2 separate regions of the Homo sapiens genome follow, and region 2 is linked to region 1. Evidence: read pairs that join two places in POLR2A ChIA-PET (ENCODE). Cell type or tissue: Panc1. All regions are shown on one strand. Each heading gives the region's core, and the rest is flanking DNA. Links, peaks and the distances in the headings are about the cores only.

Region 1 (15,839 bases), core at 5,175-13,174:
ACTTAACTGGCAGGTAGTTAGTGTGGGTCAGGCACGGAGGTGGATGAGAGCAAGACCTAGTGAGGAGAATGAGCTATGCAGGCCTGGCCATATGAAAATTCTAACCACCAGCAAGGCACAGGGACTGAGCAGCTGGCACAGACACCCATGGCCTCGGACAGCTGCTGGGGCCCTGCTGTGCCAGGTGCCCACCCTTTAGTTCCTGAGTCACTGAAAGAGAGGTCACAGGGGTCCTGGGGAAGAGGCTGGGGCAACGAGGGCCACGGGAAGGGGGATTCAGGGAGCTCAGGGAAGGGCTAGTTATCACCGGTACAGACATGGTCCCTATTCTAATGGTCTGCAGGGCCTTCCTGTACGTGTAGCCACTGAATAGCAGTGTGGGTGAAGCGTCCAGAGCTGGCAGCCTGTGCTCAGCCATCTGAGCAGCACAGATGGCCCTGGACAGGGGGCGTGTTGGAGGGGCCTGTGGGGGGCCGCGGGCAACAAGCAAAGCTGTACCAGCTGCCTCTCCCGGCCTTGAATGGCAGCCGGGGAGACAGGTCGAGATCTAGGAGACCCGGTCAGGAGGTGGGGCAGGTTGATAGCGGAGGGGCACTCAGGGGCCATGGGATCCATCGGGACCACAGGTCTCTGCCAGCCCTGTTCACCCAGAGGCCTGCAGACCAGGAACAGGGCAGCTGGGGTGGGCACCCCCCCCTCCCAGGTTACTGTCAGCCCACTGGCTCAGTGCCCCCCCAGGAGACATGCCCTAACCCCAGTGGGCCCCTAGCACCCTGCACAGAGCATGCGTACAGCAGGCCTTTAACACATGCTTGATGGAGTAAGAACGGCGCTCCCTCGTGTGGGGTCCGACGGCTCTCCGCGCACTTGCACACCCAGTGGTCCGTCAGGTCACCCTCGCCTTTGCGCCTTTTGCCTCCTGCGTGGATCTGGGACAGCAGTGGTCAAGCCATGTGATCAGCACCTTCAGGCCGCGGGCCCTCATCTCCCAACCACTCCTCACCCTCACTCCTGCCCGCCAGCCCTCATCTCCCAACCACTCCGCACCCTCACTCCAGGCCGCCGGCCCTCATCTCCCAACCACTCCGCACCCTCACTCCAGGCTGCCAAGCCTCAGGGCCTCCACACTTGCTCTTCCCTCTGCCCAGAGCACCCTGCTCCCGCTGTGTGCAGGGCTCTACCCCTCACTTTATTTTTTTATCCCCAAGACAGAGGCTCACTCTGTCTCCCCAGGATGGAGTGCAGTGGTGCAATCTCAGCTCACCGCAACCTCCACCTCCCGTGTTCAAGCAATTCTCCTGCCTCAGCCTCCCTAGTAGCTGGGACTACAGATGCCTGCCACCACGCCTGGCTAATTTTTGTATTTTTAGTAGAGATGGGGTTTCACCATGTTGGCCAGGATGGTCTCAAACTGACCTCAGGTGATCTGCCTGCCTCAGCCTCCCAAAGTGCTGGGATTATAGGTGTGAGCCACCGCACCCAGCCTCTACCCCTTCCTTTCTTCAGGTCACTGCTCAATGCCACCTCTTCAGAGAGGCCTTTGCCAACTACCTTTTATGAAATAATACAGCATGGCCAGGCGCAGTGGCCCAACCTGTAATCTCAGCACTTTGGGAGGCCGAGGCAGGTGGATCATGAGGTCAGGAGATCGAGACCGTCCTGGCTAACACAGTGAAACCCCGTCTCTACTAAAAGTACAAAAAATTAGCCAGGCGTGGTGGCGGGCACCTGTAGTCCCAGCTACTCGGGAGGCTGAGGCAGGAGAATGGTGTGAACCCGGGAGGCAGAGCTTGCAGTGAGCCAAGATCGCGCCACTGCACTCCAGCCTGGGTGACAGAGCGAGACTCCGTCTCAAAAAAAAAAAAAAAAAAAAAAAGAAAGAAAAAAAGAAAGAATGCAGCAGCACGCACCCCCTCCCTCAATCCCCCCACCTCGCTTCATTTCTCCCCGGTGCAGTTATCACTGTCTGATATGTGACATGCATACACATCCACCAGGAGGACAGGGACCATGTCTGCTTTGGTCACTGCTGTGCCCCAGGCCTGGGGCCTTGCCTGGCACAGAGACATTTGCGGAAGGATACGTTTGGGGAAGGCTCCCACTTGGCAGGCCAGCCCTGGGCATCCGGGCAAAGATGGGGGTGGCAGCCTCGAGGGTGGAGTGGGAGTGGTAAACCAGGCGGCTGAAGCTCACACTCATCTCCAAGAGAGCCCCCTTTGAACAACATAACCCCATGGTGACTCTCCCCCCAATCCGGGTGGGAGCACCAGTGTTCATGTGGACACGCATGTGTGTGACTGTATGAATGAATGAAGGCGGGTGATAGGTGCCTGCCTGCCAGTGTGAGTGCCTACAATACCCGACCCACACCCTCTTTGGCTGGTGCTGGCCACTGGTCCCCACTAGCTGTTTCCCGCATCCGTGGTTTTCTCTCCCTGCTGCAGGGAAAACTCCCTGAGAGGAAGGCCTGACTCTCTGACTTTGCCCAAGGCTGATGGCAAAGCTGACAGTCAGTCAACAAAATCTGACTTCGGAATAAAAAAAGGCAGGTTGTGCAGGAGCTGCTGCTTTGCTTTATTTATTTTGAGGCTATGTTATTAGGAGCATACAAACACATAAGTGTTATATCTTCCTGGGAACTGGAGCTTTCTTGATAACTTATGATATTATCCTCCTTAATCCTAGTCATGTTATTTTCCTAACGGTCTGTTTTTGTTTGTTTGTTTGTTTGTTTGTTTTTGAGATGGAGTCTCGCTCTGTCGCTCAGGTTGGAGTGCAGTGGCGCGATCTCAGCTCATTGCACCCTCCATGTCCCAGGTTCAAGTGATTCTCCTGCCTCAGCCTCCTGAGCAACTGGCACCCGCCACCATGCCCAGCTAGCTTTTGTATTTTTAGTAGAGACGGGGTTTCACCATCTCGGCCAGGCTGGTCTTGAACTCCTGACCTTGTGATCCACCAGCCTCGGCCTTCCAAAGTGCTGGGATTACAGGCGTGACCCACCGCGCCCAGCCAACAGTCTGTTTTGTCTGGTATTCGCAGAGCTCACCAGCTTTCAACTGGCTGGCGCTTGCACGGTTCATCTGCTCACCTCCTTTGACTTTGCTCTTTCTGTATCCTTATCTGTTAGACGCGTCACTTGTACACAATTTGGAATTGGGTTAAGCTGTGACTTCAAAAATTAAACCCACCATGGCAGTAAGCGGGTCTTTGGTGACTCCCCTGTTGCACCCTGGAGTCTACCCTCTGGTTGTGCAGGTGGGCAGGGGGAGGGTCAGCCCTCCCTGAGGGGCCACAGTGATTGAGGGAAAGGACCAGCTCAGGACTGGCTCTAGCTCCACCACTGCCTCCCATCAGGTGCCCTCCTTGAGCCTCTGTTTTCTCATCTGTGCAACAGGGATACATCCCCCTCCCACCTCCAGCTGCTGTGAAGAAGGGATGTGCAGGTCCTGGGTCCATCTGTCACTGTCACTGGGCAGTGTTATCCCTAAGGTGGAACCCTGGGCCCTTTCAGCAAGAGGGCTTGCAGTAGGTGAGAGCTATCTGGGCACACCCTGCGGGTCAGCATGTGGCCACAGCCACCCTTTCGGGACCCAGTCCAGCCCAGCCTAAGCGGTCCCCCTCTGTCTTGTCCCTGGGCCCACCGAGGGTCAGCTGAAAGATGTCAACCCCACGAGGTACTGCAGGCTCTCAGAGGATGAGCCTTCATCCCAAATAAGGCCATGGTGTATTTGGCTCTCGAACCTAACTACATTTCATTTCCCATAGCAGGACTACTCCTGGAGTCCACATCAAACTTGGAGCATCCAGGTCACCACATGCCAGAGACAACCAGGCACAGGAGCCAAGGGAGGTCCGGGTGACCGGGGGAGGCTGGGGTGATGGAGGAGGCTAGGGTGACAATGGCCCTGGCCTGGCAGCCTCCCCTGCTCTGCTGCAAGACCGCCCACCTCCACCCCCACCCCAGCAGCCCCTCTTGGCCCCTCTGCCGAGGGGAGTGCTGGCCTTTTCCAGACCCGCTCGCTGCAGTCTGACCTGGGGAGCCAGGAGCACACGGGAGAGGGAAGCATAGAGAGAAAACAGAAGTGGCTGTCACGGCTTCCTCCACCCCGAAATTCTTCTTTAAGCAGACATAGAGGAGGGGAAGGTGGGGGGCCACTAAGAGCCCAAGAGACACCACCATCGGGATGGATAAGCTGGCTGCCCCTCCCACTCACAGAGCAGGTGCATGGGCCGTCCCAACACCCCCCCCCCACCACAGCGACCCCCAGTGGCGTGCCAGGGGCTCTAAGAGTGACTCGAGGCTGGCCCTCCACCGGGCAGGCAGCTCCTCCAGCTCGTAAACAAAATGGGCCATCCGGAAGAGGCAGCAAAGCAGGACCTCGGGATACACCACCCCCACCCTGCCCCCACCCCACCCCCAGGCCCCTACCCTGCCCCCACCCCACCCCCAGGCCACCACCCTGCCCCCCAACCCCCAGCCCCCCACCCTACCCCACCCCAACCCTCCATCCTGCCCCCACCCTGCCCCGCCCCACCCCCAGACCCCTACTCTGCCCCAGCACCCCCATCCTGCCCCCGCCCCACCCCAGCCCCCCCACCCTACCCCCACCCTGGTCCCCACCCTCGCCAATTCCCAAAGAATTGCTCCCCAGCGAGGCCCTGTGCAGATGGGCTGTGTGTGGCTGGGAAGGAGGGGGCCATGTACTGAGGGCCCTGAAACTCAAAAGCCTCCCACGAGACCCCCTGCCCCAATCTCAGATCCCCCTCATGCAAATTGCTTCCAGCCATCATGTCCCCACCCAACCGGCTCCCACAGCCCCAGAGTGGCCTGAGACCGGGGGCCTCCACCATCCAGCCTGGACAGGGAGGCCCCTGCTGGATGAGGACCCCACTGCAGTAAGCAATTGGGGACCCCGGGCCATTGAAAGCTGCAGAAGTGAGCTGGCACTCCCTGTTCCCAGGAATTTCTCCCAGGGAAAAGATTTCACTGAAACGACCCCATAGAGCTGCCATGAAGATGAAAGGACACAGTGCAGGTGCAGGACTCGGCGTAACGCCCGGCACGCAACACAAACTCGAACGTGACTTCGCTAATAAAGACTTGGGTGCCGCCCTCCCTCAGGCCAGGGCGGTTCCTGGCGTCATAAGGAAGTTAATCATTCAGGCCCCCACAGCACCGGATACTACTGTTCCCAGCACTATCCTCGTTTTACAGGCGAGGCCACCGAGGTCTGGAGGGGTTTGAGTGGCTTGTCACAAAGCCAGGAGGCAGCAGAAGTGGACTCTGCAGCCAGATGTTGGGGCTCCAGAGCCGTGAGCGAGCATAACCAACGTGCTCTTCTCGCTCTCAGGGGTGGGTACTCGGGGGAAAGTGCGTCTCCTCCCCCGTCTCATGCTCTCCAGCCAACCCCAAGCCCAGCATGGAGCCTGCATCCAAAAACACGGGCGGATGCTTAGTATCCTCCATCGCCAACAAAGCTCAGGCCTGCAACCGGGGCACCAGGTGGGACCAGGACAGGGATGAGGCGCCATTCTGAACACTGGAGGAAAAATCAAAGCGCACACTGGTTGGGGGAGACCCCAGCTCCCTGGGCAGAAAGTTAGAGGATTCTTTACTGGGTGCATTAGTTACCTGGAGAGTAACTATGGCTGCTGGAACAAATGACTGCCAATTTCACGGCTTAAAACAACACAAATGTGTTATTTTACAGTTCTGGAGGCCCAAAGTCTAACACAGGTTGGCAGGGCTGCATTCCTTCTGTAGTCTGTAGGAGAGAATCTGTTCCTTGCCTTTTCTTTCTTTTCTTTCTTTCTTTTTTTTTTTTTTTTTTTTTTTGAGACAGAGTCTCACTCTGATGCCCAGGCTGGAGTGAAATGGCGTGACCTCAGCTCACCGCAACCTCCACCTCCCAGGTTCAAGCGATTCTCCTGCCTCAGCCTCCCAAGTAGCTGGGATTACAAGCACACGCCACCACGCCTGGATAATTTTTGTATTTTTAGTAGAGATGGTGTTTCACCATGTTGGCCAGGCTGGTCTCTAACTCCTGACCTCAGGTGATCTGCCCGCCTTGGCCTCCCAAAGTGCTCAGATTATAGGCGTGAGCCACCACACCCCGCCTGTTCCTTGCCTTTTCTAGCTTCTAGAGGCCACCTGTCAACCTTGGTTGGTGGGCCCTCCCCCATCGTCAAAGCCAGCAGGGTAGCATCTCCAATCTCTCTCTTCCATCACCACATCACCGTGTCTGTCTCTTACATTCATGCCTCTCTCTTTTCAGGACTCTTGTGATTTGATTACACTGGGCCCACCACGATAATTCAGAACAATTTCTTTTCTTTCTTTTCTGTTTTTTGAGACAGGGTCTTGTTCTGTCACCCAGGCTGGAGTGCAGTGGTGCAAGCACAGCTCACTGCAGCCTCCACCTCCTGGGCTCAAGCCATCCTCCCACCTCATCCTCCCAAGTAGCTGAGACTACAGGCATGCATCACCACACTCAGATAATTATTTATTTTTTGTAGAGACGGGGGTCTCACTATGTTGCCCTGGTTGTTCTCAGTTCTCCTGCTGCAGCTTCAGTGCTGGGATTACAGGCGCCAGCCACCACATCTGGCCTCCTAAGAGTTTCTGAGTCTCAAGATTCTTAATCATACCTGCAAAGTCTCCTTTGCCATTTAAGGTAACAAATTCACAGATCCTAGGGATTATGACATGGACAGACAACGCTGGGGAGCTATTATTCTACCACACTGGGGAAAATGGCCTGCCCAAGAGGCAAGAACTCCAGACAGTGATATGAAAGGTTTTCCCCAACGAAATCACTAATGTCCTTGTAAGCTGACAATGAAACCACTAATCAACTCACCCTTCCCCCATCCGCACACCTAGAGCTTTCTGTGAGCTATTAGTGCTGTACTCTTAAATAAAAAGGGAGTTGGTTGGGCGTGGTGGCTCACGCCTGTAATCCCAGCATTTTTCGAGGCCAAGGTGAGCAGATCACGAGGTCAAGAGATTGAGAGGATCCTGGCCAACATGGTGAAACCCTGTCTCTACTAAAAATACAAAAATTAGCTGGGCATGGTGGCATGTGCCTGTAGTCCCAGCTACTCCGGAGGCTGAGGCAGGAAAATCACTTGAACCTGGGAAGTGGAGGTTGCAGTGAGCCAAGATCACGCCACTGCACTCTAGCCTGGAGACAGAGCAAGACTCCGTCTCAAAAAAAAAAAAAAAAAAAAGAGTCTGGCCGGACGCAGTAGGTCATGCCTATAATCCCAGCACTTTGGTAGGCCGAGGCAGGCAGATCACCTGAGGTCAGTGTTCGAGACCAGCCTGGCCAACATGGTGAAATCCCGTCTCTACTAAAAATACAGAAATTAGCCAGGCGTGGTGGCTCATGCCTATAATCCCAGCACTTTGGGAGGCCGAGGCAGGCAGATCACCTGAGGTCAGGGTTCAAGAACAGCCTGGCCAACATGGTGAAACCCCGTCTCTACTAAAAATACAGAAATTAGCCAGGCGTGGTGGCTCATGCCTATAATCCCAGCACTTTGGGAGGCCGAGGCAGGCAGATCACCTGAGGTCAGGGTTCAAGAACAGCCTGGCCAACATGGTGAAACCCTGTCTCTACTAAAAATACAAAAATTAGCCAGGCGTGGTGGCTCATGCCTATAATCCCAACTATTCAGGAGGCTGAGACAGGAGAATCACTTGAACCCAGGAGGCGGAGGTTGCAGTGAGGGCCGGCAAGTCTCCCCGCTGCCCTGCACCTCTGTTTCCTCACCTGAAAACACAGACAGAACATCCACACCTCCCTCCCAGGGGGAGAGTGAGGGCCAAAGGAGACAGTTTTATAAAGAGTCTGGTTCAGAGGCTCGCTGCAAAGGCCTAAATCACTGCTGGCTTTTCAAGACATCCAGAGGACAGACTACCATGAAACCCCACATTTGCACTCCTAAGTAAGTAACCAGGAGAAGGAAAAAGACGTCCACATTAAAACTTGAACACAAATGTTCATAGCAGCATTATTCACAATAGCCAGAAAGTGGAAAAATCGAAATGCCTACCCTGATGAATGGATCAACAAAAAGTGGTGTGCCCACACAGCAGAATGTTATTCTGTCTTAAAAAGAAATGGCGAGGCCGGGCGCGGTGGCTCACGCCTGTGATCCCAGCACTTTGGGAGGCCAAGGTGGGTGGATCACCAGAGTTCAGGAGTTCAAGAGCAGCCCAGCCAACATGGTAAAACCCCGTCTCTACTAAAAATACAAAACAATTAGCTGGGCGTGGTGGTGCACACCTGTAGTCCCAGCTACTTGGGAGGCTGAGGCAGAAGAATCGCTTGAACCTGGGAGGCGGAGGTTGCAGTGAGCTGAGGTCACACCACTGCACTCCAGCCTGGGCGATAGAGCGAGACTCTATTAAAAAAAAAAAAAAAAGGAATGGTGAGCTGACACGCTGCAGCACCAATGAAGCCGAAAGACATGCTCAGTGAAGGAAGCCAGTCACAGAAGGCCGCATGTTGAACAACTCTATGACAGGAAATGTCCAGAAGTGGCAAATCCACTGAGATAAAGTAAATCAGGCCAGGTGTGGTGGTTCATGCCTGTAATCCCAGCACTTTGGGAGACCGAGGCGGGTGGGTTGCTTGAGCTCAGGAGTTTGAGACCAGCCTGGGCAACATGGTGAAACCCCATCTCTACAACAAATACAAAAATTAGCTGGGTGTATTTTTTAGCTGGGTGGCACATGCCTGCAGTCCCAGCTACTCAGGAGGGTGAGATGGGAGGATCACTTCAAGCCAGGAGGTGGAGGCTGCATGCAGTCAGCTGTGATTGTGCCACCGCACTCCAGCCTGGGTGACAGAGTGAAACCTTAAAAACAGAGCTGCCACGGTGGCTCACACCTGTAATCCCAGCACTTCAGGAGGCCAAGGCAGGTAAATTGCTTCAGCCCAGGAGTTTGAGCAGCCTGGGCAACATGGTGAAACCCCATTTCTACAAAAAATACAAAAATTAGCTAGATATTGGTGGCGCATGCCTGTAGTCTCAGCTACAGGGGAGAATGAGGTAGGAAGATCGCTTGAGCCCAGAAGGTTGAAGCTGCAGTGAGCCATGATTGCACCACTGTACTCCAGCCTGGGCAACAGAGCGAGACCCTGCCTCAAAAAAGAAAGAAAATGTAAATCAGATCTTTCCCAGAGGCCCCCAGCCTCTGGGGGCCTCTCTCCTCTGTCCTCCTCTCCGCTGTTCATTAAACAGAACCAGGTTCCCAGGTCCCCCTGGAATCAGGCTCCCAGGTCCACCTAGAATAGGCACAGGTCAAGGGGATAGGCTTGCCGTGACTGGCTGAAACCCCCAAAGGCCATTCCCTGGAGCCACACACCACACCTGGAACCACAGCTGGGTTCTCCTGGCCGGGCTGATGTCAGATGTCTCCCCCAGCAACCAAGGTGCAGAATGTACCAAGGTGTCATGACCTCTGTCAGAGAATCACACAGTTCTCCCAGCAGACAAGCGGGTACTGACACCTGTCATGAGACAGAGCGGGCCTGTGAGAGGAGGAGCTCGGCCCCTGTCCGGCTGACCCAAGTGACAGGAGGAACTCCGACCCTATCCGGCTGACTTTGAAAGGGCCAGGCTGAGAGCTGCATCCACCGCTGCTACAATGAGGACAAAGAGCTCCTACCCCAGGGGGGCTGCAGCCTTCCCTGCTTCTGCTCATGGCGAGGGGCCCCAGGTCTCAGTAGAACTGTCTGGTAGATGCCAATCAGCCTGACATCACTAGAAAACCCGGAATTCTGCATATACATGCATTTCCAGGAGTGTGGGACTTCTGGGTAGCATATGTGCATTAAACAAGAAAGAAATACAATTCTTATTATTAAGAACATTTGGACAGTGCTTTGTGAGCCATTAAAGTCACTCGTCCCCCAAGCCGGAAGCGTGGGGATCTTCCCAGCCCCTCACCCCTGCAGGAGGCCAGTCTGCAAGTTCTGATGACTGAGCCCATGCATAGTCAGCAGATGCGCCCCTGTGTACCCCACCTGACTCTGACTTCTCCAGACTATAGCTGCTGGCAGGTTTTCCACCTCAGACACCTCCTCAAGGCAGCCACCAGAGGGACTTTTCTAAGACACAAACTGGGCCAATTTCCCTCTCCTCACTGCCCAACTCTGGCTCACCCCAGCCCACAGCCACCGAGACCACACAGGCCTGGGATGGAGAAAGAATGTGGAGGACCCCAGACCCACTGGAAATCTGGCCTTTCCTTGGCACTTGCTGAAAAATGGGAGCAGCTGCGACCCCATCAGCTGCCTAACTGGAAAACCAGCAGGAATTGTCCTGTTCTGATTATAGAACCAACATTCATCATTGGAGAAACTTTTTTTTTTTTTAGCTATAAACGAGAGACCAAGAATCACACCAAATCCCAAAGATCAGAGGTGTTTACAATGGCCATATGCCTTTGTATCTTTTCTTTTTCTTTTTTTAATTTTAGAGCCAAGGTCTCACTATGTTTACCCAGGCTGGCCTGGGACTCCTGGGCTCAAGCGATCCTCCTGCCTTGGCTTCCTGAGTAGCTCGGACTACAGGTGTGCGCCACCACACCCAGCTCCATCTTTTCTATGCATATATGTGTGTTTGGCGTACGTTGAGCATGCTGATTTTGTAGTTTTATATCCAACTTTTGTCATTAAGCACTAACATTAAATGATTATGTAATATAATGTGATTATAAAATGATTCTACTGGTTGTTTACAAAGTATCTGCAAAGGGCCAGGTGTGGTGACTCACGCCTGTAACCCCAACACTTTGGGAGGCTGAGGTGAGAGAATCACTTAGCCCAGCAGACCAGTCTGGGCAACAAAGACCCTATCTCTACTAAAAATTTTTTTAAAAAATTATCTGGGCATGGTGGCATGTGTCTGTAGTCCCAGCTACTCAGGAAGCTGAGGTGGGAGGATCTCTGGAGCCCAGGAGGTCGAGGCTACAATGAACCGTGATTGTGCCACTGCACTCCAGCCTGGCCAACAGAGCAAGACCCTGTCTCAAAAAACAAAGTCTCTGCAAAAGATAACTTAAATATTATAGAGCAACAGTCTCCAGCCTTTTTGGCACCAGAGACCGGTTTCGTGGAAGATAATTTCTCCATGGGCCAGGCCGTGGGGCGGCAGGGGGAATGATTTCAGGATGACCCAAGCGCATGACATTTATTGCACACTTTATTTCTATTATTGACATTGTAATATATAATAAAATAATTCTACAATTCACCATAATGTAGAATCAGTGGGAGCCCTGAGCTTCTTTCCCTGCAACTAGACAGTCCCATCTTAGGGTGATGGGAGACAGTGACAGATCATCAGGCATCAGAGTCTCATAAAGGAGCACGCAGCCTGGATCCCTCGCATGCGCAGTTCACAATAGGGTTCGCGCTCCTATGAGAATCTAACGCCGCCGCTGATCTGACGGGAGGCGGAGCTCGGGCGGTGACGCGAGCAGTGAGGAGTGGCTGTAAATACAGATGAAGCTTCACGGGTGCACCCACCACTCACCTCCTGCTGTGAGGCCCAGTTCCTAACAGGTCATGGACCCGTACCCCTGGGACCCCCTGATCTAGAGAAACATCCATGTAAAGTTAGCGGATTGAACACACACATCTACATAAGGCCACTAAATAAATTGATGCCACAGAATCACCTAAAGGCTCAGGAACTGGGGGCCTTGGGAGCCCAAGAAGTGGGGTGGGAAGGAGCTAAAATAAGGCGGGTGGATGGAAGTCTTTAAAAGAAGCAATCAGTCATGGAGACAGAAAATGAACAGAGATTCCAGGGGCTGGGGGGTTGGTATTTGATGGGGATGGAGTTTCCATGTGGGAAGATGAGAAAGTTCTGGAGACAGATGGTGGTGATGGTTGCACAATGCTGGGAATGTAAGGGATGCCGCTGAGTTGTACACTTGCTTACACAATGGTTAAAATGTTAAATTTCATGTTATAGATATTTTACAATTTTTATGAAAGCAGCAGCAATCAGATCTTCTAATCCCATCTGCTACTCAGAGAAGCCTCCTCCTCTACTCTGAGAAAAGACCAAATACCCGACTAGGCTCTGCAGTGGGTAAAACAGAATGAGTCTGCCTGAGGGTCCCAAGGCATAGCTGGGCGGGGGAACCCCGTACTGAGTGGAGGGTGAGTAAGCAGGTGTATGAACAGAGACTGTGATTGCAACCTGGCACATCCAGGGGGAAAGACTTCTGGTCCCTGGCTCAACGGCCGGGCAGCTGATGCCTCAGTGAAGCCCACAGTCAGCGAGCCCTCCGCACGGTCTTGGAGAGTCAGTCCCTGGCTGATAGGAGGGGACAACTACCAGAATCTGCAGAAAGCCACGATGCGAAAGGCAGACGGAAGCCATTTGTAATCGAAACACTGCAGGAAAAAGAAAGCAGCAAACAATACAAAACCACACCCACAGACAGAAAAGAGAAGACGCAGCCCCACAGGGAGAGCACTGCAAAAAGGGACATGAGGGAAGGGCTCTTCGATGCTGAAAGGAAAATGGTGTGAATTTTTAAAACCTAAACAAAAATAAAATGGTTGGAAAATAAGGCTGAGGAACATCTCATTGTTTAAAAAAGGAAGAGATGGAGAGATAGAAAACAGGAAAAAAGATGTAAGAAGGCCAGAGGCAGTGGCGCACGCCTGTAATCCCAGCCCTTTGGAAGGCTGAGGCAGGTGGATCACTTGAACCCTGGAGGCTGAAGCTTCAGTGAGCTATAATCGCACCAGTGCACTCCAGCCTGGGTCACACACTGAGACCCTGACTCAAAAGCAGCGACGGCCTGGTGCGGTGGCTCACGCCTGTAATCCTAGCAGTTTGGGAGGCCGAGGCGGGTGGATCACTTGAGGTCAGGAGTTCGAAATTAGCCTGGCCACATGGCAAAAACCTGTCTCTACTAAAAGTATAAAAACATTAGCTGGGTGTGGTGGCGGGCACCTGTCATTCCAGGTGTAATTCCAGCTACTCGGGAGGCTGAGGCAGGAGAATCGCTTGAACCCAGGAGGCGGAGGTTGCAGTGAGCTGAGATTGCGACACTGCACTCCAGCCTGGGCAACAAGAGCAAAACTCCATCTCAAAAAACAGCAACAACAACAAACCCAGAAACTGATTCTCTCTCTTCAAGATAAAATCTCGAGGGGCGGCCCTGTCCTGCCACTTCCAGCTTCTGGGGGCTCCACGTTCCTTGGCCTGTGGCTGCACCACGCCAGCCTCTGCCTGTGTTTGCAGGCAGCCTCCTTCTCTTCTCACATGTCTCTTAGACGGACACCTGTCATTGGATTTAGGGACCATCCAGGTAACCCGGGATGATCTCCTCTCAAGAACCTTTACTTAATTACATCTGCGAAGACTCTTTTCCCAGATAAGGTCACATTCGCAGGTTTGGGGATTAGCATATGGATTTACCTGTGGGGAGGGAAGCGCTCAGTCCACTCCCCGGGGCAGACCAGGCACTGGATTCTGGAGGCGCTGCACTCACCTGCCTACTAAACATCCCAGGAGAAATGTGAGTGGTATTTGGAGTGTGGGGAGGGATCAAAGCTGGAGATAATCAGCACATGACTGGCACCTAGGGCTGCGAGGCTGGGGACTGACGCTCAAGTCCGGTGCCCAGAAGGCAGCCTGAGCCGGGGGCATGCGACTCACTGGGCGACTCTCAGGGTGGGTGCTGGGGAGCTAAGCAAACATGGGGTCTCAGCAGGGGACAAGGTCGGCCTGACCCTACCGCAGCCCCAGGGCCAAATTTCACCTCAGGGTCGGTGCCACCTTGAGACAAGCACCGGCCTCTCGAATCTCCATGTTCACTGTGCTCTGTCCAAATTCTTGAGCCACAGAACCCATGAATGTGATAAATGGCTGTTTTGGGTAGATGTGTTATGCAGCCATAGTAACTGGAACAGCTTTTTTTTTTTTTCCTCTGATGAATCAGAAAGCCTGCCTTACCATCTAGTTTCATAGTGAGAGCCTGGCTCAGATCCCACTTCGTAACTGGCCGTTTTTGTTCCTTTGGCCCACAGGAAAAAAGGCTCCAGGCCGCCCCTGCTCCTGACCAGACGAGGACCCTAGCAGGTCCACAGCGTCCCCTCCTCGGCCAGCTGTTTCTTTTTCTTTCTTTTTTTTTTTTTGAGACAGAGTCTCGCTCTGTCGCCCAGGTTGGAGTGCAGTGGCGCGATCTGGGCTCACTGCAACCTCCGCCTCCCAGGTTCAAGCAATTCTCCTGCCTCAGCCTCCCGAGTAGCTGGGATTACAGGCATGTGCCACCATGCCCGGCTAATTTTGTATTTTTAGTAGAGACGGGGTTTCACCATGTTGGGCCAGGCTGGTCTCAAATTCCTGACCTCAGGTGATCCGCCCGTCTCGGCCTCCCAAAGTGCTGGGATTACAGATGTGAACCATCGCACCCAGCCAGCCCTGTTTCTCTCTGTGGTCTGGAACACGGGGGTGTTTATCTTGAGTGTGGCTATATGTTTTCAAAACTCTTTCCATTTTCGCTGAGTCAGAGACGGGTTGTGGGGGCCGTGCCTCTAAGTGTAAACTTGCAATGTCTCCATGACCAGAAGGCTGCCCTCATGATGGGGACGGGAGGAGCCTGTGGTATTAGCGTAAGGATGGACAGATGAATGGCACAGAATTGAGAACCCAGAAATGAACCCCTCCATTTATGCTCAAACAATATTTAACACGATGCCAAGGAAATTCCGTGAAGAAACAGGAGTCTTTCAACAATTGCTGAGACAACTGGAGATCCGCATGCAACAACCAACCAACCAAACCAACCAACCTTTGGCCCTTGCCTTATACCAATACCATACATGAAAATGAACTCAAGATGGATCACAGACCTGAACAGAAGAACTAAATCTGTACAATGTCTAAAAGAAAACATAGGAAAAACCTCTGTGATCTCAATTTAGGTAAAGAGATGTTAGACATGACACAGAAAGCACAGCCATAAAAGAAAAAAAATCGATAAACTGGACTTTAAAAAATTAAAACTTTTGCACTTCCAAAGACAATATTAAGGAAATGTTGAAAGAATCCAAAGACTGGGAGATAATATTTGCATATCATACATCTGATAAAAGACTTCTATCCAGGCTATATAAAGTTTTGTTTTGTTTTGTTTTGTTTTTTTGAGACAGGGTCTCCCTCTGTCGCCCAGGCTGGAGTGCAGTGGCATGATCTGGGCTCACTACAACCTCTGCCTCCCAGGTTCAAGCGATTCTCCTGCCTCAGCCTCCTGAGTAGCTGGGATTACAGGTGCACACCACCATGCCCCCGCTAATTTTTGTATATTTAGTAGAGATGGCCTTTCACCATGTTGGCCAGGATGGTCTTGATCTCTTGACCTCGTGATCCGCCTGCCTTGGCCTCCCAAAGTGCTGGGATTACAGGCATGAGCCACCATGCCCGGCCTAAAGATATCTTATATCTCAATAATAGGACACTTCAATTTATCTTAAAAATGAGCAAAAGATTTGAACAGAAATTTCACCAAAGGGCCAGGCACGGTAACTCACACCTATAATCCCAGAGCTGCCCAGAGGGATCCCAGAGTGGGCTGAAGGGCACCACGCTGCTTTGGGAGGTTTTAGGCCCACATTATAGCCCTGGCACTTAAAAGGAATTGTGGTCACTGCTGGGAGCTTAGCAAAAGCTATATTCCCAGTATTTTGGGAGGCTGAGGCAGGAGGATGGCTTAAGCCCAGGAGTTCAAGACCAACCCAGGCAAAAAAGCAAGACCCTGTCTCTATGAAAATAATAATAATAAAAGAGGCCAGGTGTGG
Region 2 (15,839 bases), core at 3,618-11,617, 120 kb before region 1:
ACCGGCGGCTATTTCATGAAAATTTCAATGCAACAAAATTCAACACTCAGTTCTTCGGTGGCAACAGCCACGTGTCAAGTACTCCACAGCCACATGTGACACGTGGCTACAGCTCATCCCCCCAGAAAGTCCATATGAAAATGGAGAGGGTAAGAAGACATGGCTGCGTGAACAGGCAGGCTGCAGAGTGAAAATCGCAATGCTTCATGTATACGTCAAAGAAGAACAAAGCAACTGTTTCCCCAGGTAACTACAAATGCCTGAAATTACACAGGGAAAAGTCTGGAAGGAAAACACCAAAATATCCAGTTGAATAGAGTGGCTATTCTCCAGTGAGACCCAAACTGGTGGTGCCAATGATCAGCGAACTTCCTCTCGGCTCCCGACATCCTCCTCGATACGCACTCTGCCACAACGGGCAGGGTCCCTTTCAGCGTCTCATCCACAGTGAACGGGAGTTGAGGCTTTCTTAGCGGAGGGGCTGGAGGGACACAGCAGGAGGGCAGGAGGGCAGGTGGAGGGACATGGCAGGAGGGCAGGTGAAGGGACACAGCAGGAGGGCAGGTGGAGGGACACGGCAGGAGGGCAAGTGGAGGGACATGGCAGGAGGGCAGGAGGGCAGGTGGAGGGACGTGGCAGGAGGGCAGGTGGAGGGACATGGCAGGAGGGCAGGTGGAGGGACATGGCAGGAGGGCAGGTGAAGGGACACGGCAGGAGGGCAGGTGGAGGGACACGGCAGGAGGGCAGGTGGAGGGACATGGCAGGAGGGCAGGAGGGCAAGTGGAGGGACATGGCAGGAGGGCAGGAGGGCAAGTGGAGGGACATGGCACGAGGGCAGGTGGAGGGACATGGCAGGAGGGCAGGAGGGCAGGTGGAGGGACGTGGCAGGAGGGCAGGTGGAGGGACATGGCAGGAGGGCAGGTGGAGGGACACAGCAGGAGGGCAGGTGGAGGGGCATGGCAGGAGGGCAAGTGGAGGGACATGGCAGGAGGGCAGGAGGGCAAGTGGAGGGACATGGCATGAGGGCAGGAGGGCAAGTGGAGGGACATGGCACGAGGGCAGGAGGGCAGGTGGAGGGACATGGCAGGAGGGCAGGTGGAGGGACACGGCAGGAGGGCAGGTGGAGGGACACAGCAGGAGGGCAGGTGGAGGGACACAGCAGGAGGGCAGGTGGAGGGACACGGCAGGAGGGCAGGTGGAGGGACACGGCAGGAGGGCAGGTGGAGGGACACGGCAGGAGGGCAGGTGGAGGGACACCGCAGGAGGGCAGGTGGAGGGACACGGCAGGAGGGCAGGTGGAGGGACAGAGCAGGAGGGCAGGTGGAGGGACAGAGCAGGAGGGCAGGCCTCCCCTGCGGTTTCCGGATGCTACGGGGTGGATCGGAGTGTGGTGTTAAGCACATCTGGACACGCTCTGTCCGAGACACATAGTCCCCAGGGGACCTACAGCCACAGCCTGACCTCCTGAAAATTTCCCAGCTTCCCACAGTCCTCAATGTGGAAACCAGTGCCCAAAGGCCACCTGCCCACACTGGCACCGAATTCCCTCGGCAGGACCACGCCACTGCCTGCTCACAGCCTGGGCCTGCTGCACCCAGGAGGGTCGCCTCCTGCTTACCCAGTGACCACAAACCAACCGCAGCCCGGGGAAGCCAGTGAACGTCTCTGCATTCCTGTGGGCAAAACCACACCTGCTCTCAAGAGGTCTGAACCCCAGCTTCGGAGGGTCCCCTTCCAGGTCCATCCTTCCTCATGCACTCCCCTCAGCCCAAGGACACCACATGGTTTCCTTACATCTTGCAGTTACTCTTTTATCGTAGTTGCCACTGCCGTACATGACACTTTCTGTTTAACCCAGACGGACACCTTGGCCAAGAGAGATTTCAGCATTATCTATTACGTCTAAATTGTTACAAGGAGAAGGTGTTCATATGTTAGCTGTGTAACTGAGAGATAACTGATATGACTAAAGTGCTTGTCTCTGGGTAGAAAGCCCGTGAGGTGGATTTTCCCACTTCCCTCTGTTGTCTATAATGAATGACCACTACATTTTTAACCCCAAAAGCTTCTCATATGAAGAGGAGACTTCTTTCAGCAGCAGGCAGGGCACCTTCTCTGAAGCTCGCCAGCAAGCACCAACCGACTCCCTGGCCACGGCCAGGCTGACGCCCAGGCAGTGACCCCACACGGGAGGGCTCTCGAAAAGGCTGGAGCTCCCATGACGTCAGCCTGCCGAGAAAGGACCTCTTTGTGCTTCCAAAACCACAGGCTGCCCCAAATCTGAGCAATCCCAGAAGCATCTGCCTCCCAAACTGAAGCTCTGCCAGCCCTTCACGTCAGCGGGCTCTGCGTCCGCAGACTGAACCAACTGCAGATCAAAACATACTCAGGGAAAAAGCATCTGTACGGAGCATGTACAGGTTTTCTTACCCTTATTCCCCAAACTCCCACTGCATTCCTAGGTGCTAGGTATTCCAAGTAGTCTAGAAATGACTTAAAGTATACGGAAGGATGTGTGTAGGTTACATGCAAACACTACATCATCTTAAGAGACTTAAACATCCATGGATTTTGTATCCACATGGAGTCCTAGAACCAATCCCTGCAGATACCGAGGGGCAACGGCCTCCCCTCTACAGTCAGCATTATTGAGGAAAGAAGGAGTCAGAAAACCAGATTAAGGCTATTGTGGCTCCCAAAACCTGTGGAACCTAAACTCCCATCTCAAAGCCCAGTGCTCGGTGCCCTGGGAAGAGCATCGCCGGGACCTCCAGGGAGACCACCAGGCTGGGAATCAGGCCAGGCCTGCGTGTTGGGCCTTCCCCACTCCTGTGCGCACACAAGCCCGCTCTACTGGGTCACGGCCAAAGCAATCCATCCGCCCTTCCTCCACATCATCACGGGAGGAGGAACCCCTTTCCAGGTCTCACCAAATCCTGACACTGGAAAAGGGTGGGAGAGTCAGCTCTGGACAACCAGGACTCAACCACGCCCTAGGGAACGGCAACAACTGCCCAGGGAGAGCCCAGATGGCCCAGAACACACCAGGAGCAAAGCCTGAGGAACAAAAACCACCTTTCCAGAACCTTTAGGATGACTGGCTTCTCCCAGCCTGTGTCTGCCTGCCCCTTTAGTCATATCAGTTATCTCTCAGTTACACAGCTAACATACGAACACCTTCTCCTTGTAACAATTTAGACATAATAGATAATGCTGAAATCTCTCTTGGCCAAGGTGTCCGTCTGGGTTAAACATGGGCCGGATCACAGCAAACCTAGCCTACGACAGCCGCTAAGAGCTGCTTCCTGAGCCCCAAACAGCTCCGCCCCTAGGACAAGCGCCTTTATCTAGAATGGTGCTTCTTAACTTTCTGTTATCTGAGGACCATCTCCACAGTTTCTGTGAAATCTGCACCTGGTAAAATTTATTTCGTATCTTCAAGTCAACCTTAAGTTGATAACGCATTGCCCAGCCTTGTCCCAAACAGAGGTTTGATGGCGTGAATATTCAAACTGCCACCTACTGATCCTCACCACACTCATCGCCCATATGCCCCAAGGGGCTGGGGGTGCCACAATGAGGAATGCAGCCCTAAAGAGGATGCCCGAAGTGAGGATGGGGACGAGTGCGTGGCACTCAAGCTCAGGCTGGGGCAGGGCCTGACTACAGAGGTCTGGAAGGACCTTAGGAAAACAATGTTTTTTAGAGAACCACCTCTGACAGGGTCCTGCAGCCACAGGGGCCGACAAGGAATCCTGAAGCAGCTGACAGTTGCTATGGGTTGAATTTTGTCTCCCTCGAAATTCGTATCTTTAACCTCTAACCCCCAGTAGCTCAGAATGTGACTATATTTGGAGACAGGGCCTTTTAAAAGGTAATTTAGTTAAAACAAGGCCATTAGAATGGGCCCTAATCCAATCTGAATAGGGTCCTTATAAGAGGAGGAGATGACACACAGAGGGATGACCACGTGAGGATACAGGGAGAAGGCGATGTCTACAGCCATGGAGAGAGGCCTCAGGTGAGGACACAGGGAGAGGCTGGCATCTACAAGCCACGGAGAGAGGCCTCAGGTGAGGACACAGGGAGAGGCTGGCATCTACAGGCCACGGAGAGAGGCCTCAGGTGAGGACATGGGGAAAGAACAGCACCTACAAGCCACTGAGAGGGGCCTCAGGAGGAACCAGCCCTGTGACACTTGGCCTTGGACTGACGGCCAGGACTGTGAGATAACAAATGTCTGCTGCTTCAGCCCTGCCCCCGCCCCAGTCTGTGGTGCCGTCCCAGGAGCCTGAGCAAACGAGAAAAGTGACACAGAACTGGCAGGCGTCTGCCACCCCACCTCTCTGCCCCATCCCTGTTCCAGGGTCTGGCTCAGTCCTCTGAGGCTGAGCAGCTGGAATGGCAGCCCCCGTGCTGCCCCCACACTGCCTGTGAGCACCTGGGCTGTTTCCCACTGTCTCCACCCACCTGGCCCAGGCCTTCTGGACACAGAGCTTAGTCGGATGCTGAGGCCCACCTGGGAACTTTGTAAGTGTCAAGGGTGAAAGGCAAAGGCCTTGGAGAGGACCAGTGTGTGGACCTCCTGAGGAAGGACAGACAGGAAAAGGAGAGTCTGTCATGGAAACCGAGAAGACCATTTGGAAGACTCCTTCATGTCGGGCTGGGCTCAGGCTAGTTCCTGGGGTCTGGTGAATTTCATAAAAATCTCCCCAGTCTCCAAGAGCCAAAGAGAACTCCATTCCCAGTTCCCATACTAGGAGCCAGGATCCCTGGCAGGTGAATCCCAGCACTGATCATTAGAAGAGTTCCCCAGGTGATCAAGGGCAGGGGAAACTGGAAGGCCCCCACTATCCACCCTGGGCGGCTGTGGCCCCAGTTACCTCTTTAACCACACTTCTGTCAAGCTCGTTGAAGAGCTTCTGAAACTCCTCAGCTGAGAGCAGAACACTGCCATAGGAACGCACCTTCTGCACAGGAAGGAGCACAGGTCAGCAGGGGCGCACGGGAAGGTGAGCGCCCTCGAAGGTGAGCGCCCCCAGCCCCAACCCCACCCTGACGGGCTGTGAATGCTGCAGGTGACCTGAAGCCACACCCCTAGTCCTGAAAAGGGGCTGCTGGCCCAAGTGACCTCCCGGGAGGAGCCCAGAGGAGGCTGGGAGCAGGGGGCGGGTACCTCCATCATGGCCTGTTTGTGGGAGCTGTCCAGCTGGACCTTCTGAAGCACCTGCAGCAAGTTCTGGGGCTTCACCCCAACTCTGCAGGGAAAAACCCACAGCCCGGTGAGCACAGCCAGCTCGGCTCCCTTGGAACCCTGGCCTGGGTCCTCCTGCCCTGGCGTCTGGCTTGAGCTTTGCCATGAAGCCACTTTGCAGCTTGAGCCACACCAAGAGCCCCTGTAACGAGCATCCTGCCACTGCCGTCCCCCCGAGAAGGCGCAAACTGACTTCACCACTATGAGCAGTCAGGACCAGAACTTTCCACTGCAATGTCCCTCAAGCTCTCTGCCCTCATTTCCAAGCAGGATGGTGGTGTGGACACCTGGCCCACGCACCTCTGGCTCTGCTGCCTAAGTCAGCACAGAAGGGTAGAAGAGCACAAAGGGGGACAAGAAGGCCGGGCCACTCGGCCCTTCACCAGCCCAGGGTCCCCGGGGGGCACGAAGACAAAGGCATGGACTCAGGACAAGGACGCCGGGAACCACAGAGCGCCAGGGACATGGTGGTTTCCATGAGTCGGGTGCCAGCCAGCAGGGGCGAGGCACAGGCCAAGCACAAGAAGCCCCTAATGAACACCCGGCCCCTGCCCAGCAGCCACAGCACCCACCCTCAGGGAGAAGAGGGTCCATGCCCAGCACTCACGCCTGAGGGAAGGCTCCTCCCTCCCCCACCATGGAGGATAGGACTTCAAAGGCAGCCCGGGTTCCCAGCCGCCTCCGAAACAGCGAGGTCTGGAGAGATTTCTGCAAAGAGGAAGGCTATGAACGGCAGGATCAGCCCTCCCCCAGCTCAGAACCCCCGACCCTTCCCTCCCCTGGGGAACAGGCAGAGGGGGAGTCTGGGCAGCCTTGGGGGGGGGCCCAGTTCCCCACAGCCTGGGGGCAGCCCCTCACCCCCCAGGAATGAGAGGATTGGTCAGACTCCCGGGACAGGCCGCACAGGAAGGAGTCTGACGGGCGTGCTGCGCAATATGCTGGGCCGCGTTTCTCCTCTGTGTGTTGGGGGCGCCCCCAGCTCCCCCTCAAGAGGGTTTAGGGTCTGCTGTCCTGGGAGTTGCCATCTCTGGCAGTGGCTAGAGCAACAACACATGTGCATCCCCGGCTGATCCACAAGAGGTGGCAACCCTGCCCTCCCGTCCCACCAGGGGCCTGGCCAGCAAGGGTCACCCAGCTGCTCATCTCAAGCCACACCCTGCTTGGCCTCCCGGCAGCTCCAGGCACAGCCAGCATTGGGGAGCTCGCTCACCATCAGGTAGCCCCGGAACTGACTGTAGATGATGGCTGTCAGCAGGTTCATCAGAAACAGGCTTCCTTCAAGAGGAGACAGCCACGGTCAGGGGCGCCACCAGTACAGCAGCAAAACCAACGCAAGGGTGGCCGGCACAGGATAGCACAGCGCCGGGGGCGTCCCCTATCAAATGGAAACATGGCCTGGCCAGCGCAGTCACAGGTGGGAGGATGACGAGGTCAATGGTGGGGACAGAACAGAAAGTGTGGGGTGGGGGATCCCTGGGGTGAAGCTGTTGGTGGGGGATCCCTGGGGTGAAGCTGTTGGTGGGGGATCCCTGGGGTGAAGCCGTGGCATGGGGGATCCCTGGGGTGAAGCTGTTGGTGGGGGATCCCTGGGGTGAAGCTGTTGGTGGGGGATCCCCGGGGTGAAGCTGTTGGTGGGGGATCCCTGGGGTGAACCTGTTGGCGGGGGATCCCTGGGGTGAAGCCGTGGGGTGGGGGATCCCTGGGGTGAAGCTGTTGGTGAGGGATCCCTGGGGTGAAGCTGTTGGTGGGGGATCCCTGGGGTGAAGCTGTTGGTGAGGGATCCCTGGGGTGAAGCTGCTGGTGGGAGATCCCTGGGGTGAAGCTGTTGGTGGGGGATCCCTCGGGTGAAGCTGTTGGTGGGGGATCTCTGGGGTGAAGCTGTTGGTGGGGGATCCCTGGGGTGAACCTGTTGGCGGGAGATCCCTGGGGTGAAGCCGTGGGGTGGGGGATCCCTCGGGTGAAGCTGTTGGTGGGGGATCTCTGGGGTTAAAAGCTGTTGGCAGGGGATCCCTGGGGTGATCTCTGGAGTGAAAAACACGGATGTGAAGTTTCAGGTCGTGGAGGCAGCAGGGTGTATCGGTCCCTGAGCTCTCGGGATCCTGTCACAAAATGCTGGCCACGTTACCTGCACTCACCTATCACAGTGAAGACTATGAAGAAGATGGCATAGGCCCGGTTCTTGGAATACGCAGGAATCATCACTAAAAGAAAAAAGAAATAACAGAAACTGACAACCTCAGTACCTGATCCCACTCCCATCCTGACGCTACACTATTTGCTTTTGCAATAGAAAGGAGGTCTCCATTGCTGAGCGTGGTGGCTCACGCCTGTAATCCCAGCACTTTGGGAGGCTGAGGCGGGTGGATCACTTGAGGTCAGGAATTCCGAGACCAGCCTGGCCAACATAGTAAAACTCCATCTCTACTAAAAATACAAAAATTAGCCAGGTGTGGTGGCTCATGCCTGTAAACCCAGCTACTCGGGAGGCTGAGGCAGGAGAATCACTTGAACCTGGGAGGTGGAGGTTGCAGTGAACCGAGACTGCACCACTGCACTCCAGTCTGGGTGACAGAGCATGGCACCATCTCAAACAAAAAAAAAAAAGAAAGAAAGAAAAAAAGAAAGAAAAGGAAAAAAAAGAAAGGAGGTCTCCTGGGAGGGCTGAAAGGCCTTCCTGTCCAAATTCGATCTCTTGCCTCTGCTCGCACACCCTCCAGGACGGGGAACTCCCTACCTATCAAGGATGTCCCTCTGCACACAGAGCTGAAACCTCCCTGCAGCCCTCCCCACAGTCAGTCCTGCTCCCCCTGCAGTCACTTCCTAGGACTCAGACGGTCCTGCTCCCAGTGCGGTCACTTCCTAGGACTCAGACGGTCCTGCTCCCAGTGCGGTCACTTCCTAGGACTCAGACGGTCCTGCTCCCAGTGCGGTCACTTCCTAGGACTCAGACGGTCCTGCTCCCACTGCGGTCACTTCCTAGGACTCAGACGGTCCTGCTCCCACTGCGGTCACTTCCTAGGACTCAGACGGTCCTGCTCCCAGTGCGGTCACTTCCTAGGACTCAGACGGTCCTGCTCCCAGTGCGGTCACTTCCTAGGACTCAGACGGTCCTGCTCCCACTGCGGTAACTTCCTAGGACTCAGACGGTCCTGCTCCCAGTGCGGTCACTTCCTAGGACTCAGACGGTCCTGCTCCCACTGCGGTCACTTCCTAGGACTCAGACGGTCCTGCTCCCACTGCGGTCACTTCCTAGGACTCAGACGGCCCTGCTCCCACTGCGGTAACTTCCTAGGACTCAGATGGTCCTGCTCCCACTGCGGTCACTTCCTAGGACTCAGACGGTCCTGCTCCCAGTGCGGTCACTTCCTAGGACTCAGACGGTCCTGCTCCCACTGCGGTCACTTCCTAGGACTCAGACGGTCCTGCTCCCCCTGTGTCACTTGCTAGGACTCAGACAGTCCTGCTCCCACTGCGGTCACTTCCTAGGACTCAGACAGTCCTGCTCCCACTGCGGTCACTTCCTAGGACTCAGATAGTCCTGCTCCCCCTGTGGTCACTTCCTAGGACTCAGACAGTCCTGCTCCCACTGCGGTCACTTCCTAGGACTCAGACAGTCCTGCTCCCACTGCGGTCACTTCCTAGGACTCAGACAGTCCTGCTCCCAGTGCGGTAACTTCCTAGGACTCAGACGGTCCTGCTCCCAGTGCGGTCACTTCCTAGGACTCAGACGGTCCTGCTCCCAGTGCGGTCACTTCCTAGGACTCAGACGGTCCTGCTCCCAGTGCGGTCACTTCCTAGGACTCAGACGGTCCTGCTCCCACTGCGGTCACTTCCTAGGACTCAGACGGTCCTGCTCCCCCTGTGGTCACTTCCTAGGACTCAGACGGTCCTGCTCCCACTGCGGTCACTTCCTAGGACTCAGACGGTCCTGCTCCCACTGCGGTCACTTCCTAGGACTCAGACGGTCCTGTTCCCACTGCGGTCACTTCCTAGGACTCAGACGGTCCTGCTCCCACTGCGGTCACTTCCTAGGACTCAGACGGTCCTGCTCCCACTGCGGTCACTTCCTAGGACTCAGACGGTCCTGCTCCCAGTGCGGTCACTTCCTAGGACTCAGACGGTCCTGCTCCCACTGCGGTCACTTCCTAGGACTCAGACGGTCCTGCTCCCACTGCGGTCACTTCCTAGGACTCAGACGGTCCTGCTCCCAGTGCGGTCACTTCCTAGGACTCAGACGGTCCTGCTCCCACTGCGGTCACTTCCTAGGACTCAGACGGTCCTGCTCCCAGTGCGGTCACTTCCTAGGACTCAGACGGCCCTGCTCCCAGTGCGGTCACTTCCTAGGACTCAGACGGTCCTGCTCCCACTGCGGTCACTTCCTAGGACTCAGAGGACACAAGAGACAGCACTCAGGGTCCGCAAGATGAAAGGCACCAGCCAGGGTGGCTGGGCCACAGCCAAGCCCAGGACCGTGGCCTCCATCCTGGCCACACCTGCACCTGAGCAGTGGAGGCCCCATGAGCATCACACAGGGTGAGCGTCGTGGCCAGTAAGACCCTTGGCCCTCACATGCTGCTGCCCAGTGGCTCCCACAGCTGAACCTCGGCAGCAACCGCAGCGTGGATGTGTGGAGCTCCAGCAGGACGGCACCAGGAGACCCCTCTGACCACTGCCATCATCGCCCTATGAAGAACACCAGCCACTTTCAGCTTCTCAGAGGAGTGAGTAGACAAGGAGGAAGAGGAGATGAAAAGAAAAAGGGAGGAGGGAGTGAGAAAGCAAAGGAATGAGACAGAAAAGGAAAGAAGGAAAGAGAAGGGACAAGAGAGAGGGAGAAGAAAACCAAGACAAAAAAAGAAGAGATAGGAAAAGAAGGGGAGGAAGGAAAATGTCACCCTTTCTTCTCCACTTATCGAAAAAAAGGCCTCAGAAACTCCCACTGGGTTCTAAGGCTCAGCAGCCCAAACCGGCCCCCCAGTGCTGGGCTCACCGACCCCCACGGTCCCTCCCTGGCCCTGCACGCACCATCGGGGTTGTTGGCCGTGGTCAGCAGCACCAGGAGGGAAGTCAGAGACTCAGGCAGGTTCTGGAAGTAGGTCAGCCTCTCCCTGTCCTGCCCATCATCCTGCTAAGAGCAGAAGCGGCAGCTCCAGGGCACCACTGGGTCCCCACCCCACAGGCTGAGCTCCAGGCCCCGGACCCAACCGGCTGGAACCATCCACCCGCCGCCCAGCCTGCATCTCCCTGTGGCCTCCCAGCAGGCTGAGCTCATGGCCAGACAGGACCAAACTCAGGATCTCCGGGCGCAAGAGTGGGCACCCAGGGAGACCGCTCACCCGCATGGACACGGTGCCTGGAAGCAGGCCGGCTCAGAACCACAGCAAAAAGCCCTCAGCCAGCCTAGTGACCTCCCTCAGGCCACCTCGCCTGCTCGCAGCCGACTCTGCCATGCACTGTGCAAGCAGTGAGGCTACGGGGCAGAGGCAGGAGGGGCAGGAGGAGCAGAGGGGCCCAGGCTGCCAGGGTGAGATAGGTTGGACCCTTCGTGAAGCCTGCTCTAGAGGCTGTGTGTCAGGGCCCACGGCCGCCCATAGCCACCCACGGGACTCAGTGGCACTGTGCTCGTGGCTGTGGCGAATCACAGCCATTGGTAAGGGGGCATCCACACCGGAGTCCCTATCCTCTCTCCCTCCTGAGAGGGGTCCCAGCCACAAAACACAGCTGGCACATGCAGTGTTTCTGCTCGGAAAGCAACTCTGCTTGAGACTCCGGGCCCGGGGCTCTCACTGGGGCCAGGCTCATGGGCACCCTCTGCCTACCAAGCCTCCAGACCCCCCAGCTGGAAGATGGGTGGTTCCCGCAAACCAGACTGGTTGTATGAACTGTGGGGGCAGGTGGCACAGCGGGACTTGGCACACAAAGCAACCTCCTCTCTTAGGGATCGTTTCAAAGCCACAATCCCAGCTGCTGGCCAAGGGGCAACCCCGCAGGCAGGCCCTGGCATGGAGGCACCTGTGATGGCCACTCTCTGTCGCACAGGCCGCCCTTCCTGCCTCACAGCCGCATCAATAGCACTGAGGCCTCCAAGGCCTCACCTATAAAATGGCACTGTCCCCTCGTCTGTCCAGTCAGGGGCTCCCAAGGACACGTGAGCTAATTGGTGAAGACTCCACAGTCTGCTGGGGGAGGGGGCACAGGGGCCACTGAGAGGAAGTTAGAAGGCAGGGAGCGCTGTCAGGCACAGAGCCACGGGTAGGGACAGGCTCCCCTGCTGGGGAGAGCTAGGCGGGCCCCTCCTGGGCCTCAGCCCAAGCCAGAGTGGAGGAGCAGAGCAAGGCCTTCCGAGGCCTGGAGGGCAGGCTGGCCTCCAGCAGTCACCGGGGACGGCAGGACCACAGCACTGGGTCCAGGCCTCCCGGGCATCCCCCGTCCCACCCTCACCCAGTCAAACCACCACGTTCCCAAATGTAAAGCAACCCACCGAGCGCCCATGGAGCAAGGTTTAGGGCCAGGCTTCGAGCCAGCTGAGGCACACCACCTAACAGACGCTGAGGTCCATAGAGCCGACAGAACTCCCTAAGGCAGGTGGCCCTGCCCCGGCCCATCTCCCACCCCACACTGTGTACCTCCCAGCAGGCCTCACGCTCCTCCTCTACAATTCAGCTCCAGACCCTAGGCATGACTTCCCGTACCTCCTGCCCAGCCCAAGCCACAGCTCTGCAGGGACACAGAGGAGCCCTGGGCTCCTGCCCAACCTGCCACAACCAGCGACGATGGACCCGAGCCAGCCCACAGCCCCGACCTGAGAAACATCTGTAAAATGGGACAGCACCATCACGGCTGCTGGGAGACCACACACCCCAACACCAACCCTGGTTCTTGGAAATCAATCCAGGTTGGAGCTTCACAACGAGCAAAGCCAGCAGAGGACAAGCAGGCTGGCTCTGGACCGCACTCACAAAGGTAGCTAAAGCAAGGCGGCCGCTGCACCCAGAAGCACAGCCTGGCTACCGCCCCAGGCCAGGGTGGCAGGGCATGATGGCCAGGGAAGGAAGGCAGGATGGGCCGGGTACCATCCCACGCTCCTCTCAAGTCCTGCCTCGGACAGGGATCCAGACTCCTGCCAAGACCACGACAAGCACGCACCCCTCACACAAGGTACACCTTGCTCCCCTAGGTCCCCTTCGTGGGGCAGAAACCCACGCCTGGAGGAGGAGCCAACCCTTCCAGGTGCCTCAGGATGGGACACTCGGCTTTCCCGGGGTCGAGGACCACACCCTGGCCTCAAGGCCGAGGCTGTTGCCACTTCCAGCACCCACACTGACGCCATCCACCTGGTACAGGCTCTGGCAAACAGCGCTACTGCAGGGGTCACTGGACGGTCACACAGAGGAGGGCCTGAGATTCTGTCAGCCGGTTCCATCTCCACAACCCAGCTGCCCCCACCACCCACAGACAGGCACACAAACACACACATACACACAGAGATACGCACACACATGCACACGCACACAGCCATACAGACACCACGCACGCAGAGACATACAGACACCATGCATGCACACATAGACACACCACACACACGACACCACACGCACACACAGACATACAGACACCATGCACACAGACACCACACACGCACACAGACATACAGACACCATGCACAGACACTACACATGCACACATACAAACACACACACAGACATACAGACACCATGCACACAGACACTACACATGCACACATACAAACACGCACACAGACATAAACACCATACACCTACACATACAAACAAACATGCACACAGACATGCAGACTCCACACACACATGCAGAGCCACACAGGGGCTCAATGACCGCTTCCGCCCTGGGTGAGAACGCGGGCTTCAGCCTTCCCCTTCTGGACAACACACACCAAACCCCAACACGGCCACAAACAGGAACAGCAGCGCAGGCTGAGCACTGTCCACTCCCACAACAAAGCAGCAGAGATGCAGCGTGGCCCCAGCCCCAAGAAGGATGGTGCCCTCGGCCAGGACAGGAGGACAAACACATAGCACTGGAGCGGGGTTGGGGGACAGGAAGACGCCTCCACACAGCAACGAGCTGCTGGGCCCCGGGGCAGCCGCAGAGGAGGATATGGTGGGAGAGACTAGTGGCAGGAGAGGGCGTGGGAGGTGAGGGCCCTCCCAGTAGGCCAGCGCAGCCTTGGGGGCTGCAGTCAGAGAGGGTACAGGGCAAGCCTGGTTGTCAGGAAGGATGAACAGGGCTGGAGGAGAAACCAGAGGACCCACCCTCAGTGAATAGCCTGGCGGGGAAGGGCGGGGAGGGGCGGGGGATAGGGAGGGGGGAGGGAAGTGGGAAGGAGGATAGGGGAACTGAGTCAGGATGGGAGGGAGCAGAGGAGGGTGGGAGCGGACAGCCAGGACAAAGGACAAGTGGCCCTGAGCCCAGGAGACCCCAGGGCAGACAGGTGTCTGGGCAGTGGGGTGGTGGAGCACTGTGGCCACCCAAAGGCAGACTCCTGGACCCCAGATGGGCCACTGCTATTACTGGACAGAGTCCGCACATGGGTTAGGCCAGGGCAGCAGACACCAGCCCAGCCCCCTCTGTTAGTCACAGCACAGGGCAGCCCCATTCCCAGACCCTGACCACGGGTGCCCTACCTTCCCACCAGCGAACAGCAGCATTCCGAACATGGTGAAGAGGCACAGGTGGATGGCCAGCAGCAGCCCGACGCTGGGGGAGAGCACGGCACTCAGCCTGGGCCAGGCGGCGGGCAGGCAGGGACACCTGACCTGCCTGCAGGGCTCGGTGACAGGAGCGCCCAAGAGTCTGCAGCAGCTGGGGTGGATCCAGGCAGCAGCTGGGTCCCCCTCTCCCCGAGGGCCTTGCCTCATGCTCAGCTCATGGGGCCCAGAGGAAAGGCCTGGTCGTGCCCTGGCAGGGTCCTTTCTTTGACAGTGACAAATGAAACCCTGGGGGCCCAGCTGAGACAGCATCCAAGGACCCAGGGCTCTCAGAGGGGAGGCCACTTCCATCCACCTGAGCTGGATGGTGAGGGGTCAGCACGTGAGCCACTAGGGACTCGGGCAACGCTGCCACTGGCAAGAGCGGAGGGCGGCAGGGGATCGGGACCAGGGGTGAGCCGAGGCTGGATGGAGGCTGGGCCTGGGGCGCAGGGAGAGAGCCCCACGCTTCTAGTGGCAACAAGAGCCACGAGGGCTTCCAAGCAGGGGTGTCGTCAGGAACAGCTCAGCTTTATGAAGTCTAGGCTGGCAGCGTGCCGACACCATGAGTGGGAGGGGACGGCAGAGGGGAGAGGCAGGGCACAGCCACAGAGGGGACAAGAGGAGACCCATCGGAGAGAGTGCCCATGGGACTCAGCAGCCTTCGAGCTGGGGCCGCGGTGTTTGCAGCCCTGGCCCTAGCTCGAAGGCTGCTGGGAGGCTTCTGGGGAACTGCTGGAACCAAAGAGACCCCAAAAGCCCCCCAGCAGCCTCCCCACACCGTCACCAGCCAGCCAGGGATGCGGAGCACGCAGTCCAAGATGAGACTCCGGTGGGCCCCACCCGCAACCACGTGGCCCGGGGCAGAGAGAGCCCCTTCCCAACCCTGCGAGCCCAGAGCACCAAGAGCCCACCTGGCCATTTCCGGCAGCGACCAGCGGATGCATTTCAAGGTCTTCTTCATCATAGAGGAGTTCTGCAGCAGGAAGAAGGGACGGAGAAGCCGGCGGATCCGCAGGGGCTGGAAGAGACCCAGGAAACTGAGGACCACGTCAAGTGCTTAGTTCTACCCCTCACCGACCATCCCAGATGGGCACACGGTTCAGAGACCCCAGTGCCCTGGGGGCCACTCCAGAGTCACTGAGCCCAAAGTGGAGGGCCTGGCTCCAGAGCTGGCCTTGAGACCTGTTCCAGGCCACATGCTCTGCAGTCCTTCCCTGTCACAGGCCTCCCCACTACCCATCTCCCAACTCCTGGGCGCTGCACACACAGGTTCCCCAATCCTAACACCTGTCCCTGTCCCAGGCCATCCTCCCCTGTGCCCACCCAGGACACAGCTGGAAGGGTGGTGGCCCCATGCCTCCCTTGGTACCCTCCTGCCTTGCCCAGCACACCTGGCTTCTCAGGGTACCATCCCCGCCTCCTCACCCCTCAACCCGCCTCCCCTTGTGTCCCCATCTCCAAGCCTTCCCCTCCCAGACACAGACCCTGCCTCCAGGAGCCCCACCTCCACACCCCCACACTCACACAGCGCCCTCCAGCCTCACTGCTCCCACGCTCAACACTCACACGGTGTGAATGTGCGTCCCCTCCAAATCTCACGTTGAATCTGACTCCCCGTGTTGGAAGCGGGATCTAGCAGGAGGGGTTTGGGTCGTGGGGTGGATCCCTCATGAATAGCCTGGTACCCTCCCTGCAGCAATGACTTCAGGTGAGGGGTTCACGAGAGATCTGGTTTTTAAAAGGAGTCTGGGGGCCTCTCTCGCCATGTGACACACCTGCTCCCCGTCTCCTTCTGCCATGAGTGGATGCTTCCTGAGGCCTCATCAGAAGCAGACGCCAGCACCATGCTTCCCATG

What was found. ChIA-PET counts read pairs that join two places held together with the same protein. Peaks named below come from ENCODE experiments on the same cell type or tissue, not always from the same donor. Only the 100,000 strongest peaks of a DNase experiment are listed, where the experiment ranks them.
Region 2: POLR2A ChIA-PET joins it to region 1 with 11 read pairs; 3 of 35 experiments call an interaction of 5 or more read pairs at or near these places.

The regions. Positions count from the first base shown.
Region 1 is chr11:68,944,750-68,960,588 of GRCh38, reverse strand. No RefSeq gene overlaps it. Among named protein-coding and RNA genes, the nearest start is that of MRGPRD, 28 kb to the left of the region's middle. RefSeq lists a silencer at 4,171-4,220 and an enhancer at 13,090-13,953. In Panc1, for the core only: no CTCF peak of the experiment used is centred there; a DNase peak (open chromatin) is centred at 10,095.
Region 2 is chr11:69,062,046-69,077,884 of GRCh38, reverse strand. It overlaps TPCN2 (two pore segment channel 2), which reads right to left. Exons shown (of 25, transcript NM_139075.4): 6 at 14,895-15,001; 7 at 13,918-13,990; 8 at 10,280-10,382; 9 at 7,390-7,455; 10 at 6,465-6,529; 11 at 5,862-5,962; 12 at 5,177-5,258; 13 at 4,884-4,970. Among named protein-coding and RNA genes, the nearest start is that of MIR3164, 13 kb to the left of the region's middle. RefSeq lists an enhancer at 11,188-11,940. In Panc1, for the core only: no CTCF peak of the experiment used is centred there; no DNase peak of the experiment used is centred there.